2 separate regions of the Homo sapiens genome follow, and region 1 is linked to region 2. A link is an interaction called in ENCODE POLR2A ChIA-PET data of the cell type or tissue named here. Cell type or tissue: OCI-LY7. All regions are shown on one strand. Links, peaks and the distances in the headings refer to the core of each region. The heading gives the core; the rest is flanking DNA. Region 1 overlaps RPS6KA2 (ribosomal protein S6 kinase A2). Region 2 overlaps RPS6KA2 (ribosomal protein S6 kinase A2).

What was found. ChIA-PET counts read pairs that join two places held together with the same protein. Peaks named below come from ENCODE experiments on the same cell type or tissue, not always from the same donor. Only the 100,000 strongest peaks of a DNase experiment are listed, where the experiment ranks them.
Region 1: POLR2A ChIA-PET joins it to region 2 with 8 read pairs; 2 of 35 experiments call an interaction of 5 or more read pairs at or near these places.

Annotation. Positions count from the first base shown.
Region 1 is chr6:166,439,865-166,444,258 of GRCh38, forward strand. The region is part of intron 14 of RPS6KA2 (ribosomal protein S6 kinase A2); the gene reads right to left. Among named protein-coding and RNA genes, the nearest start is that of RPS6KA2-IT1, 23 kb to the right of the region's middle. In OCI-LY7, for the core only: CTCF peaks have their summits at 2,164 (motif pointing right) and 3,511; a DNase peak (open chromatin) is centred at 2,119.
Region 2 is chr6:166,572,464-166,576,857 of GRCh38, forward strand. The region is part of intron 1 of RPS6KA2 (ribosomal protein S6 kinase A2); the gene reads right to left. Among named protein-coding and RNA genes, the nearest start is that of RAMACL, 12 kb to the right of the region's middle. RefSeq lists an enhancer at 1-711. In OCI-LY7, for the core only: no CTCF peak of the experiment used is centred there; no DNase peak of the experiment used is centred there.

The sequences.
Region 1 (4,394 bases), core at 197-4,196, 130 kb before region 2:
GAGATAGCAATCTGGCTTCCTGCAAGCCTGACACAGCTGCTGGCCTCCCGAGCTATGTATTGTAGATAAAGGGGCTGGCTGCAGGTGTGGGTCAGACTTCTGTCGGGCACCCAGCCTGGCCACCATCTGCTGTGTATCCACTCTCAGCCCCCAGAGCCCGCGGAAGGAACCAGCCTTGGGGACACTGGACTTTAGCCCAGTGAGACAGATTTCAGAATTCTGACATCCAGAGCTGGAAGACAATAAGCTCAGGTTGTTTTAAGCCACTAGATGTGGGGTAATGTGTTGCATTCCTAAACAATAGGAAACTAGCCTGTGTTGAAAGACCGGGGAGAGGTTTGCAGTGGGAGAGTTGAGAGCCAAGTTTTGGCTGGTGGGTGGGAGCCTGTGAGATGGGCTCGGGGACCCGGTAGTGGGCAGAAGGCACATGCTACATCTTATTGCTGATGACCGTCCTCCGCCGCATGCCTGCTGGGAGGGGCTGAGCATACGAGAAACAAAACCATAAGCCAATCACATTAAGCCTTTCTCGTTTCGAAAAAGCAAAAGTGCAGCTCGCTGCCAGCGCTCATTTGATTTTACATAAACATGTTCATTAAGGCTGAAACAAATCTGATTTTCCATGTGAAAATAAAATTTAAAAACTGTTACTGGAGTTATTTCTAAACAGAACTAATATCAGAATCATCTGAATCATCAGAATTGTCTATTTTGGAAAAATTGGATTCATCAAATGAATCTTTGGCCAACAACTGTTTGAGAACGAAGTTAACATCCCATGTAGGAATGCTACGTTTTCTAGGATTTGACATTATCAGCAATCGATTATGACTATATTTTGTAAATGGAAATGCCACTACTAAAAACAGAATGCTATCGATAGAATGATGTCCTTTGTTTCCAAAGTTGGTATACTAGAGCGGTGCAAAAATAATAATAAAAGTGAGATATTTCGCGGCAAAGTTATCTCGGGGCAAACGCTGCAGCCGCAAGTGCCGCCGGTGAGTATTCTTGGGGAAAACGGGCAAAGGGTTAAATCATCCAGAAAGGCAGCTTCCCAGTGTGTGTTTCGAGGAGATACAAATGCCCAACCAATTCCACTGAGGAGCTTCTTTGATTAGAGAATGCCTGTGCAGAGACACAGGCTGGACAGAGCATCTATTCTGGCAGGCGATACAGTCATTTTCCCGTCTTCGAGTCTCTCTCTTCTGGTGGAAGAGAAATTTATGCCACCGTTTTCCTCAGTCATGCAATCTGTTACCAAAGCTGCCCCGTCTCCTTCCTTGTCCATCTAAATGTTGCTTTCTTTCTTTTCTATTTTCTATTTTATTTAACTGCTCCTAGTCCCGGCCTCTGTGCCTGTGAACGCTCCTTTCTCTGTTTCCACTGTGGCTGTGAAGGCATCTACAGCCTCTGCCTGTCTCTGCACCACTGCTGTTCTTGAGATGGTTCATGTTGCTCCTTCACATAGCTCAACTCTCAACTGCTGTTTCTCTTTGCTTCAAATTTTCACATGATTTCTATGAAAAATGCATTTTGATCCCTAAAGACAGGACTGGCCTGGACCTCTCTCTTCCCAGGTTTGGCCACAGTGGTTTGACTCAGCTGCACAGCCACCTCTGTTCCCCAAGACGGGTGCAGCTAACACCCCACGTGATACTGGGAAGCCCCATGGTGAAACCATCCACTGCTTTCTCAATGGCTTAGAATTCTTTGCAGGACCTGGCACTGGATCCTCTGGAGTGAACTTGAACACAAGCTCCCCTGAGTCCTCTCCTTCTCCGGCCCCGTGCGGCTCACTGCAGCGCCCAGCGTTAGGCCATGGGCTCTTTCAAGATGTAGCTTCTGCAACAAGCCCAGGTGCTGCCCTGAGGACGAGCAGGCTGTGATCCACAGGAGCCGGGGCTAGTGCTGCCAGTGACCTCGGAGCACAGACTGAAAACAGAGGTCTACATGAACGCAGACCATCCTGAATGCTGTGGGGAAGGAAGCTGGAGCAGCTGCCGGGGGCCGGGGGCCGGGACCCTGGCTAGGGGCCTCGCAGCTGAGTGCTGGAGGAACCAGGTGCACTGTGCCTTTGGAGGTGAAGTTAGAGGAAGCGGTCCGGCTGCCGCTCAGCACTTACACAGCTGAACCATGGCCCACTTGGTGGCAGCAGGACCTTTCACTGGGGTACACCCAGACTCATAAGACCAGGAGACTCAGGTGCGATTTTACATAGAGCTCCACTTGCACCTGGCACACCTTCCCCTTACAGCCTAGGGACTTTGGCTATTTATCAAACAATGGATTTTTCTTGCAGGTCCCATGACTTGAGCTTTCCAGCTATTCTGAAGCCCAGCCTTACTGCCCAGCCCCATCTGCTCTGAATACTGCCTCATTCTTTCATGGTTTGGGTACTCTGAGATGCATAGAGCATCTGGCTGAAACAGAACACTGGGGCTCCCCGCCTTATGACGAGTGAGTCTGCTGGACAGGGGTCGAGAGTGTGCACTCGGGGTCTGACTGCTTGGACGGGAACCTGCTCTCTCACTGACCGGCTGCGACTTCTCGCATATGTGTTGAACCGTTCTGAGTTTCTGTTCCCTCATGGGGATAATGAAAATAATTACACCGTGGGATGCTGTGAGGATTAAATGACTTCACACATACAGAGCGCTTATAGCAGTGCTTGGCACGTACTGAGTATGAAGTATTTACTCTCGTCATCCTCGTAACTCTCGTCACCATATTCTATCTAACGCCTGCAGCTCCTGGTCTCAGGAACTTCAGTTCTCGGGCAGTTTCCTCTTCATATGTGTACTGACGTTGGTGTTTTGCAAAAGAGGGTCAAGGTGGCAAAATTGGCACTCGAATGATGTAATGTAGTTTTATGCCTATTATGACATCTATAATAAATAAAAACTTCAGTCATTAGTAGAGATGGCCAAGAGCTCTCTCAAGGTATGTGTATTAAGCTTATGAGAAGGGGAGATACTAGTGACACAAGCTAACATTTCTGTAGTGAATTAGCTATGATATGTGTAGACAGTTGACCCTTGAACAACATGGGGGTTAGAGGTACCGACCCCTCAAGAAGTTGAAAATGCACATATAACTTTTGACTTCGCCAAAACCTAACTAATGTCCCACTGTTGACTTAAAGCTTTACCAGTAACATAAACGGTCCATTAACACATATTTTGTATTTGTATAATTATATACTGTATTAAGAATAATTATACAATTATATACTGTATTAAGAATACAGTATATAATTCTGTAATAATACGATCTAGAGGAAAGAAAATGTTACTAAGCAAATCATAAGGAAGAGAAAATACATTTAGTGTATGGGACTGTATTTATGGATATAGTGAGTTTATGCCATCTGTTCACAAGATGGATCGTCTGTCTGAAAAGGGGGGCACTCACAGCTGCAGACCTCAACCTGGGGTACGTATCATGCAATTCAACTTTTGTTTTTTTTGGTCATGTGATGACTTTTCTCTGCCTCTTGGGAGCACTCACAGCGTCCCTAGTGGCACGGGACTTCTTAGTGGTTCTATGGTGTTATTCAAGGTTTATGGAACTGCACTAAACACGGTGAAAAATATGTGAGAACCACAAGATACCATTTTTTACTGCTATTCCCAATTCCCTGGAGAGACAGACTCCTCACATGGAGACGAGGAGTGTCACAGGACGTTTAAAGCGGATCCTTCCAACACCTGAGCTTACTACAGCAGCAATGGAAGGCTGCTGTGAAATTCTTACGGTAGTGCCATATTCGCCACAGTTAATTTGCTGCAGCTATGATTTAATGCTGAATCTATGTTTGTTTACATTTATCTCAACTGCAAATGGCGCCACGTATGGTCTATGCTTGAGCACATAAATTTTGATACATTTTAAGTTTGTATAATAAATCTGTGTATATTTTATAGTAGAAAATGATAAAATAGACTAGCATCTATGTATATTTTATGCATCCTGACATACCATTTTCTTAACTTTTTAAATATTTCTAGGCTATGTGGTTTGTCTGTGAGTTTCTTCAAATTGTAACAAATCTCTAAAAAATTTTCCAGTATATTTACTGAAAAAAATCTGCATACGTGGATCCTCACAATTCAACCCCGTGTTGTTCAAGGGCCAACTGTATATATTTACATATTCCCCCACCAATATAATGCCAGGAATCCTTCCATTTATACAAATCAGCACTATCTAGAATATGTACCTAATTATGTTAAGCAACAAAGTCCTAAGAATAAAATAAAAACAAATAATTCCCTCTCTCAATTCTTATAAAGTGAATACAGCATCTTTGATGGAATAGGAATATTATTTTTTCTTTCAAATACACCTCTCCCCTTCCTTTTAATCCTCCTGGATCACGATTACCTCCAACA
Region 2 (4,394 bases), core at 119-4,118:
AATTTCTGCAGAAACCACACAAGTGGCTGGTGACGTATTTAGCTCTTTCCTCACAGTAACCCTCCTGAGGACTCTAGGATGATGTTCTCACATAGCTCTCATTGCCGGCTGCTTTCCCTGCCTGTTGCCCTGTGGCAGAGCCCTAGTTATGGGCTTACAGCTCCTCCACGCTCCACTGGTCATATGGCCTGGGGATAGGGGACCAGGGTGGCTGAACCTGGACCAGCAAGGCCCCCTTTCCTCCTGCCTGTGACCCCTCACTGAGGGTCCTTGGGGGACACAAGCAAAGAGGAACATAGCCCACACGGAGCCCGCGTCACTAGCAACGGCACACGTGTCTCTACCCTCATGCAGGGTGTGAGACAGAGCAGCTCCCACGTCCTCTGCTCCCCTTGAATCTGCACGTTCGGGTCTACCCCTGCCTGCTGAAGAAGAAAACAGGGGAAATGCAGGAATGCAGCTCATGAGGTTGGGCCCAGGGAGCCCCTGCGTGGTCAGAGGGAGCGGAGCACAGGAAAGGAAGAGAAAGGAGAGGCTCCTCTGCATGCCCAGCCCCACCCCACACCATGAGGACAGTGTGCCTGGGGTTCCCGGGGTGCCCAGAAGCTCTCGGGAGCCCTCCTTCACTGACAGGAGGGATGGCCCGGTGCAGGGAGGGCAGGAGGGTGAGATCTTTGGTCTGTGGGAAGCCACATCAGATGCAGAAAGTCCATTTCAAAGACAACACTGACCCTGCACAAATCCAGCTCCTCTGCCCTGTCACGAGAAGGGCACTCCATCAGGGCAGGCGCTCACCACCTCTGGTTAGAGCTTCCAGAACCTCGTGTTATGAAGCACATTCAGGGACGGGCAGCACCCTCGTGCAAACTCAGGGAAAACAGAGGGTCCACTGCTGCACCTAGGTTGAAGAGGATGGCAGGGTCTGCAGGGGGATTTTTATCTTTTTCTACGTAAAGGACAGAAGACCCAGCGCACGTGTTCTGATGCAGGAAGACGTACTGCTGTCTATGTAAAGTACAGATCAACAGCAAACCCAGGAATAAATTCCTGCTGAGGAAGGCATCCAGGTGCCTCCCTGCAGAATGTGCCCCTGGGTCAGGCTGCAGCTGACTTTTTACAAAGTGAGCTCGCCACTGCAAAGCCCCATGGGTTTTGTCACACTGACTCTGTGGCTCCGGCCTCACCGGCCTTTGCTGCACTTACTCCCATTGACTGCCAGGGTCGTGACCGTAAACACCGAGGTTCTCTTCCAGAGCCTGGTGGCATAAGCTTGCAGCCTCGAGTCCATTGGCTGCGTGGTGAAACAGTCTGGGAACTTCCCAGTTTTGAAAAAAGTTAGAGATGGAACTTCCCAGTTTTGAAAAAAGTTAGAGAGAACTTTTAAATAGTTAATAGAGCATTCAGAGAGAAGAAAGAGCTCCTCACGCATGTGAAGGTGTGTCAGATGCAGCAAATCCATTTCAAAGGGAACGCCGACCCACAAAGAGCAGCCACGCAGGATCTTTAAAAGGACTCTCAGTCCTAACAGCTCACAATAAACCATCTCTACGCGGTCCACTCAAGACACACTCAGGCCCTGCCGTGGTCATTCTCTCTCTACAGCACACAGAGGGCAATGGCACCACTCCTTGCTCTTATCCTGAGTCCTGGCGTGCTGACCGAGGCCAGGTGCAAGAGGGTTTTTTAATTTTTTAAATTCTTTAAAAAAACATTCTGGATTCAGGAGGTCCATGTGCAGGTTTGTTACGTGGGTCTATTGCATGACGCTGTGGCCTGGGGTATGGGTGGCCCCGTCACCCGGGTACTGAGCACAGTACCCAGTAGGTAGTTTTTAAGTTCACATGCCCCTCCTTCCCTCCTCCCCAGCAGCCCCCAGCGTCTGTTGTTCCCATCTTTATGTCCATGTGTATTCAATGCTGAGCTTCCAGTTTTAAGTGAGAACATGCATTTGGTTTTCTGTCCCTGAATTAATTTGCTTGGGATAATGACCTCCAGCTGCACAGATGTGGCTGCAAAGGACATGATTTCATTCTTTTTATGGCTGTGTAGTATTCTATCACGTATATGTACCACATTTTCTTTGTCCAATCCACCATTAATGAGCACCTAAGTTGATTCCACGTCTGTGCTATTGTGAACGTTGTTGCAGTGAAAATACAAGTGCATGTGTCTTTTTGGTAGAATGATTTATTTTCCTTTGGATATATACCCAGTAATGGAATTGGTGTGGTAGTTCTATTTTAAGTTCTGCAAGAGTATTTTAAATAAAAAGTTATATAAAGATAGGAGTAAGATGGAAACAGGAAACATACAAATGATTGCAGAAAAACCAGGTTAATTCATCAGGTAGCTTGAAAAGCGGGACTTTCTGAAGCAGTAAAATATCTGACTAGGTTCTATATAAATGAAACTTGTATTACCTACAAATAGAGTAGACTTAGTAAGACACCAAGAACCACCAGGAAGAGCTACCAAGGATCTACTTTTGTCAACAGATAAGAATGATTTTAAATGAACAAATCGAGAAAGATGGAACAAATAATTTAAAAATTTCCCTGGTCTGCCCCACTGCTCCCAGATAATTTCAGGTATCTGGCAGAAGAAACTGACTGCCCCAACCATGATAGGCACAGCCACCAACAAAACTAGACATGCAAAACGCCTGGCTCTTTTAACACAGCTTTTGTTTACGAACGCCATACAACTTCTCAGAGCACATTGGAGGAAAGATTTTCAACACATAAAAACTTTGAATAACTACAATGATTCATGTGATTTTTTTGTCTTTGCATTCAAAAGTCAGAAGCATAACACGAGGCTATGTGTGATCCGGGCTCAGGGAGTACGGGGGAGCGCTCAGAAGTGTACGGAGAACTATTTTCAGCGCTGGCTTTTGCTGGAGTCCAGACCTGCCAAATCGAGCACGAGAGGGCACCTTTTGCCAAGATGGAAGCACTATGAAATCCAAGGTTGCTCATTTCCGGTTCATTGTGTTTATCGTGTGAGGCTTTCCAGAAGGGAAAAAAGCCAGCTTCTATTTTAAATGACGATCCACTGATGAGCAGATGGGTTTGGTGTTGCTTTTTGTTTATTCTCTCTACATCTGAAAATATTTCAACATTTTAACTTCACAGAAGTATAATGATTTTTCTTTCCTTTTTTACATGCTTTCATTATTAAACGTTTTACCTCAGGAGAGTTAAGACCTCAGAACAACACCTCCCACTGAGCTGAATGGAAGGACACTAATGGGTCCACTGCCTCTTTATCAATGGGAACCATCTCTCTAAACACAGAATTTCCTCCATGGATTGGTTTGGAAGAATAAAATTTTCAGGTGTAAAGGAGCTCACCAAGATAGCAATCTATTCATTTCACATGAAAAAAAAATTCCAAAGATGAGAATGAATGACTTGAGGTCCCAAATAAAGCAAAATAGGTGATATGGTTTGGTTCTGTGTCCCCACCCAAATCTCATCTTGAATTGTACTCCCATAATTCCCATGTGTTGTAGGAGGGACCTGGTGGGAGATAATTTGAATCATAGAGGTGGTTTCCCCCTTGCTATTCTCGTGATAGTGAGTAAGTCTCAGGAGATGTGATGGGTTTATCAGGGGCTTCTGCCTTTGCTTCTTTCTCATTATCTCTTGCCACCACCATGTAAGAAGTACCTTACACCTCCTGCCATGATTCTGAGGCCTCCCCAGCCATGTGGAACTGTAAGTCCAATTAAACCTCCCTTTCTTCCCAGTCTTGGATATGTCTTTATCAGCAGCATGAAAATGGACTAATACAGTAAATTGGTACCAGTAGAGTAAGGCATTGCTGAAAACATACACGAAAATGTGGAAGTGACTTTGGAACTTGGTAACAGGCAGAGGCTGGAACAGTCTGAAGGGCTCAGAAGAAGACAGGAAAACGTGGGAAAGTTTGGAACTTCCTAGAGACTTGCTGAATGGCTTTGACCAAAATGCTGATAATGACGTAGACAATAAAGTTCAGACTGAGGTGGTCTCAGATGGAGATGAGGAACTTGTTGGGAACTGGAGCAAAGGTGACTCTTACTATGTTTTAGCACAGAGACTGGGCAGCATTTTGCCCCTGCCCTAGAGATTTGTGGAAGTGTGAACTTAAGAGAGATGAGTTCAGGTATCTGGCGGAAGAACTTTCTAAGCAACAAAGCATTCAAGAGGTGACTTGGGTGCTGTTGAAGGCATTCAGTTTTATAAAGGAAGCAAAGCATAAAGGTTCAGAAAATTTGCAGCCTGACAATGTGATAGGAAAGAAAAACCCATTTTCTGAGGGGAAATTCAAGCCGGTTGAGGAAATTTGCATAAGTAATGAGAAGTTGAATGTTAATCCCCGAGACAATGGGGAAAATGTCTCCAGGGCAT